2 separate regions of the Homo sapiens genome follow, and region 2 is linked to region 1. A link is an interaction called in ENCODE POLR2A ChIA-PET data of the cell type or tissue named here. Cell type or tissue: Panc1. All regions are shown on one strand. Each heading gives the region's core, and the rest is flanking DNA. Links, peaks and the distances in the headings are about the cores only.

Evidence for each region. ChIA-PET counts read pairs that join two places held together with the same protein. Peaks named below come from ENCODE experiments on the same cell type or tissue, not always from the same donor. Only the 100,000 strongest peaks of a DNase experiment are listed, where the experiment ranks them.
Region 2: POLR2A ChIA-PET joins it to region 1 with 11 read pairs; 1 of 35 experiments calls an interaction of 5 or more read pairs at or near these places.

The regions. Positions count from the first base shown.
Region 1 is chr6:142,029,360-142,032,281 of GRCh38, forward strand. It overlaps LOC105378031 (a long non-coding RNA gene), which reads right to left and starts at 1,067. Exons shown (of 4, transcript XR_943079.3): 1 at 804-1,067. In Panc1, for the core only: no CTCF peak of the experiment used is centred there; no DNase peak of the experiment used is centred there; H3K4me3 peaks cover 1,764 bases; H3K27ac peaks cover 2,276 bases.
Region 2 is chr6:142,087,884-142,090,805 of GRCh38, forward strand. NMBR (neuromedin B receptor) reads right to left here. Exons shown (of 4, transcript NM_002511.4): 2 at 354-1,438. The coding sequence starts at 775. Among named protein-coding and RNA genes, the nearest start is that of GJE1, 44 kb to the right of the region's middle. RefSeq lists enhancers at 85-638, 639-1,190. In Panc1, for the core only: no CTCF peak of the experiment used is centred there; no DNase peak of the experiment used is centred there; H3K4me3 peaks cover 520 bases; H3K27me3 peaks cover 420 bases.

The sequences.
Region 1 (2,922 bases), core at 137-2,636:
ATGAAACACATTCTTGTTTGATTTATGAAATCACACTCAATGCTACATGGGACATTTACCCCTCTAATACTGGCCTCAAGGATACAGTCTTACATTTCCACCTTCCTTGGAGATATATTGAATATTCTGCCTTCGAATATAGCCAAAATGAATTCAAAAATTTCTGCCAAATCACTGTTCTCCAATATGAACTCCATATTATCCTCAAAAAAATATGTAGCAAATTGACAGACCACTGTCCTTTTTCTCATTTCATTCCCCTTGCCTAGAAGGCTATATTCGTGTATGGAGAGCCCACTCATCCTTTAAGATCCACCTTCAATTTGAAACTTTTACTTGCTCTCCCAGTTGAGCATATTCTCACCTTCTTTAGAACAAAATTTGTTTGGGATACACCACTGAGTTTTGCGTTTATAAAATTCATCATCGTCTTGTGAATTACTTTCCTACGTGAACATTATTTTTGCAATTAAATTGAAATTATCTCAGAAAAATGGAACTTCCTTATAATTCTATAGATACATACTTGACAGTACTATTCAACTGCAGAGATTAGACCTCATTAAGAGTTTGTTTATAATTATAGCACCTTAGTGTAATTCACCTATTCAGTTTACTGGTTTTAGAGTAATTCTGAAAGAAATCTTAATAGAGATATTCGGTGATGAGCAAAAAGCTCATACGTACCTAGAAGCAAAGAAGAGGCAGAAAGAAAAGTGTATTAGTCAGGGTTCTCTAGAGGGACAGAACTAATAGGATAGATGTATATATGAAAGGGAGTTTATTAAGGAGAATTGACTCACACGCTCACAAGGTGAAGTCCCCCGATAGGCCGCGTGCAAGCTGAGGAGCGAGGAAGCCAGCAGTGGCTCAGTCCGAGTCCCAAAACCTCAAAAGTAGGGAAGCTGACAGTATAGCCTTCAGTCTGTGGCAGAAGACCTGAGAGCCCCGACAAACCACTGGTGTAAGTCCAAGAGTCCAGAAGCCAAAGAACTTGGAGTCTGATGTTCAAAGGCAGGAAGCATCCAGCGCGGGAGAAAGATAAACGCTGGAAAACTCAGCAAGTCAGCTTCTTCCGCCTTCTTCTGTCTTAAAGCCAAGGTGACAGCTGATTGGATGGTGCCCACCCACATTGTGGGTGGGTCTTCCTCCCCCAGTCCACTGACTCAAATGTTAATCTCCTCTGGCAACACCCAGAGACACCCAGCAACAATACTTTGCATCCTTCAATCCAAAGGATTAACCATCACAAAGAGCAAGAAACAAAGAATGGTAGGAAAGAGAAGACAACATACTTTGTTTCACTCATATTTTTATTGGAGCAATCCCTTTTCCTAGGTCAAAATTTTTAGTTATAGAACATTTAATAAATCTTTGCATTTACAGATTTTTTCCAAAATCTTATAAAAATCTTCAAATATGCAGCAAAGTTGAAAGAATTTAAAATAAACACCAGTACATTCACTTCCTAAATTTACCACTAGTATTTTATTTATTTTTAACCCTGTATTTACTCATCTCCCCGTCATCAAGCTCTATTCGTTTTAAAGTAAATCACAGAATCTATATTCTTCTGCTTAAGTACTTCTGAATGCAGATTATAAAGAAGAGTGCAATTTTTTTACAGCTTATTTTCTTTTATTTAAAATTTACTGCATACCATTATCTGACCATACCATTATGTGACAGCTACACTGGGACAGCTCTGTGCTTAACAACTGGAGATGCCTAGAAAAGTCTGGGACCAAGATAAAACAAGTGGGTTAACTAACGATTAATACTGTGCTGTTTAATTTTCCCATTTTATACTTTACACCCAAGACCAACTTGTTTATTGATCGCTTACACCTGGTGTAACTGGTTAAATGTTTACTAGCTTGGCAATGTGACTAATCAGCATAAAAGATCCAGCTGGAAAGTTTTTCCCGGTCTCATGAAACTCATATTCTTCATTCCATATTGGTGGCTTATAATCCACAGACTAAGAGTGTTATATGAGACAAATCCCTGCGGAGCTGTGCCCAGGAGTCTCTCTGGCCCCCAGGCTTGCATATACTTTCTTTCTCCAGTTGTGCCATTCTTTTCACCTTGATTCAAGGCTTACATGAGTATTCTCCTTGAGGGTTTTTTTTTTAATCTAATCTTATAGTTTTTGCATTTATATAGTATGAAATAAATAAAGTGTAGGAGAGATTTGAGTTTCAATAAATGGATATAGCTGGATAACCCAAACTCCTTTCGAGACATAGGATATTATTTTTACCCCAGAATGTTCCCTTATGCCCCTTCCCAATCAATCTCTTGAATACTCCCAGAGACAACTCCTGTTCTCTTGGTTTGATTTTTCTCGCTATACTTAGGTTTGCCTATCGCAGGACTTCATATACACGAAACCATACAGTACGTGCTTTTATGGTTAGCTTCTTATGCTAAGCATAATGTTTTTGAGATTCATTCTTGTTGCTGTATCACCACATTGCTGCTTTTTATTGTTGAAAAATATTTTCATGTATTAATATACCACATATTCATTCTCCTATTCATGTACGCCAAGGTTTTTTTTTACAGTTTAAAGCAATTCAGAAAAGAGCAGAATGATCGTAATTATAAAAGCCTTTTGGTTTTCATTTCTTTGGGATAAATAACAACGATAAAAAATGCTAGGTCTCGGCCGGGCGCGGTGGCTCAAGCCTGTAATCCTAGCACTTTGGGAGGCCGAGGCCGGCGGATCATGAGGTCAGGAGTTCGAGACCATCCTAGCTAACACCATGAAACCCCGTCTCTACTAAAAATACAAAAAATTAGCCGGGCGTGGTGGCGGGCGCCTGCAGTCCCAACTACTCAGCTACTCAGGAGGCTAAGGCGGGAGAATGGCGTGAACCTGGGAGGCGGAGCTTGCAGTGAGCCGAGATTGCACCACTG
Region 2 (2,922 bases), core at 166-2,665, 59 kb after region 1:
ACACAGAAAGCTTCAACAAGATACTCGCTCTTTTGCATGTTTATTCTATAGCTTTTCTATGAAATAATATTCCCTAAGTGTCGGAGGTGGGACTAGGAGATGCAATTTTAAATGCAATTTTAATTGTTTTTTTTAAAACATAGTAATTTTCTTATATTTTTCCAAGCCTCACATGTCAGTCCGTTTTAACTCTGTTTACTCTACTTCCCAGGTACACACTCTCTCCCTCTCTTCCTCTCCACACCCAACCTTTCCTTGCGTCCTTCTGCCAGTAGGTGCACTCCGGGTGAGTCTTCTCTACTCGCCCCTCTCCACGACTTTTCCAAGCCACTCACAGCTACCTGTGCTCTTACCTGTCGGCGCTGAGGGCAGTGAGAGTGAACACGGAAACCCCCACGGAAGTGAGCTGGATGACAGGGATCAGTTTGCAGCCCACCTTGCCAAACATCCACTCGTCGAAGAAGTAGCGCGAGGCGTCCACCGGGACGCAGGTGAGCAGCAGCAGCAAGTCCCCGGCCGCCAGGTTAGAGATGAAGATGTTGGGGACGCTCCTCATGGCGCTGTTGGTGATGAAGATCTTCACCAGCATGATGTTGCCCAGCAAGCCCACGGTGATGATGAGCAGGTAGAGGGACGGGATCACACAGCGGATCACCAACTCCGTGGTGGTCCCGTCCGAGGCCGGCAGGAAATCCCTTTCCCACCCCTCGGGAACGGAACCGCTCTCATTCGCGCCGGTGGTCACCGAGAGGTTGGAAAGAGACTTAGAGGGCATGATCTCCTTTCCAGCAGAGTCCGCTGGAGTTTTCACGCGCTCCGGTGCCCTGAGGACTGAACGCCCACGATTTAGGTTTAATCGATGTCCCTCCCTCTCGCCCCTGCAAGTTTACTGTCCGCGGGGCAAGCCTCACAGCACCACGTCCCTAAGAGTTCAGGACCTGGGGAGGGGTCTGTCCACACACTCGGGCGCTCCGCTTCTAGAGGGGGGAAATGGCTCCGGCTAACTCTGAATTTAAATTAAAAAAAAAAAAAAAGCAAAGCGGTTGCGTCTTTGTTCCGTATTCAGTGGTTTGTTCTCGCGGTTATCTAGCGGAAAACAGCCTTTCAGGAACAAGGAGCTGTCCCTTGGGGATCAGTAGAAGCACCTGCCGGACTCTTCGCCCAGAGAAGCAGAAGTCATCCTGGCGCTGTCCAGCGGGCCGCAGCTGAAATCCCGGGAACTAGGCGGGGCCACCTGCAACCTGCTTTTCCCACAGCTTTGCTCTTGTTTGTGAAGTTCCTGTTGTATTGTGTGGAACTGGAGGGGAGGTCAGTCCTCCATGCATGTGTGTGTGCCCCTATATACATCCATCCTTACCCGCCTCCAAGCAGGAGGAGCTCCAGGCAAGAACTTTGGAATCTCTGAGGATTAAAGGGCTGAGTTGGCAAGTCCCTAATGCTGAAACACAGAATTTAGGGGAAAAAAATGAGTGCCAAAGAATGAAGCTCATAAATGAAATCCTCTCGCTACTCTTCTTCTGATCATCTACTGTTCTTACCTTAAATGTGAAAATTATTTCCTATTGTTGGCATATTATTTTTAAATTTATATTTTATTGAATTATAACGTGTATAACGTACACATTTCTTAATCGTTCTGCTTAATCTAACCATCATTCAGAGCCCACAATCTAGCCACCATCTCCCAAAATAACCACCATTTGGCTTGTTATTGAATAAGTGTGCCTCCTATTGAGCATCGTATAAATGGAATCATTCAGCATACACTCTTGTGTCTAGGTTCTTTCACTCGACACCATATCTGTGAGATCCACTCATGTTTTTTCTCAGGTGGCATTTTTCATTACTGTATACTACATCATTTTATAAATATACCACAGTTTGTTTATCCATTCTATATTGATTAACATTTGGGTTCCTTACAATTTTAGTCAACCTGAGTAACGTTTCTATGAACATTCTTTTACATGTGTTCAGGTGCACATTTGAATAAATCCCAGGTGTGGATTTGCCAGGTCATAGTACTTGAGTATGTTCAGCTTTACTGGAAACTGACAATTTTTTAAAATAAATTACTAACTTATTTTTTCTTTTGGAACCTGGCTCGACAATTTTATTTGTTAATTCTATCTATTAAGGCAGAGTATATGTATGCTTATGATTGAGTAATGCCACTCGTAGATATATATTCAATAAACATCTGATATGCTGTTTTAAATAGGTTGTCCCTAAGCACAAAACAGTTTCCCAAATCACCACCATCTGAGTCTAATGTAAACTGATCAGAAATGGTGGCTCAGTTCTGGAGTTAGCTAAATAACACTCTTCATTAGGGAAAACATTTGACTAGTTCTTTGTTATTAAAGGATAAAATTGAACAATTGAATAATAACAATGTAACTAGCCAAGGACTACCTATGATGATCTAGCCATAAACTGATAAGATGTGTATATATGCAATGTCACTTATAAATTAAGCAACTTTTCCAGATATTGCCCACCAAGAGCACTGTCACATCATAATTGAATTAGACAAGGTAAACATTTGCATTGTAATCAATTTTAAGTTTTATGTTTTCTAACTCAAAAGTCCTTATTGTACTCTTCTGGAATTTCACTACTTAAAATAATTCATTATAAAATTAAGATTAGTTAAATAGAATATTTATGTATAAATATATTTGAATATATAAATATTCTATTTATATTTATAAAAATTATACACATATATAGAGGGAGAGGGAGCAAGAGAAAGAGGAAAAGAGAGCAAGGAAATTAATATTACATGTAAGTTGAGAAATGTCTCTAGGAATTTTATCTCCAAAGTTATTTGTTTTCTTTTTAACATCCAATATTACTATACAGAATAAATTACTAAAGCAATCTTCTAATTATGAAGTGTCTAAAATTCAAACTGCAACT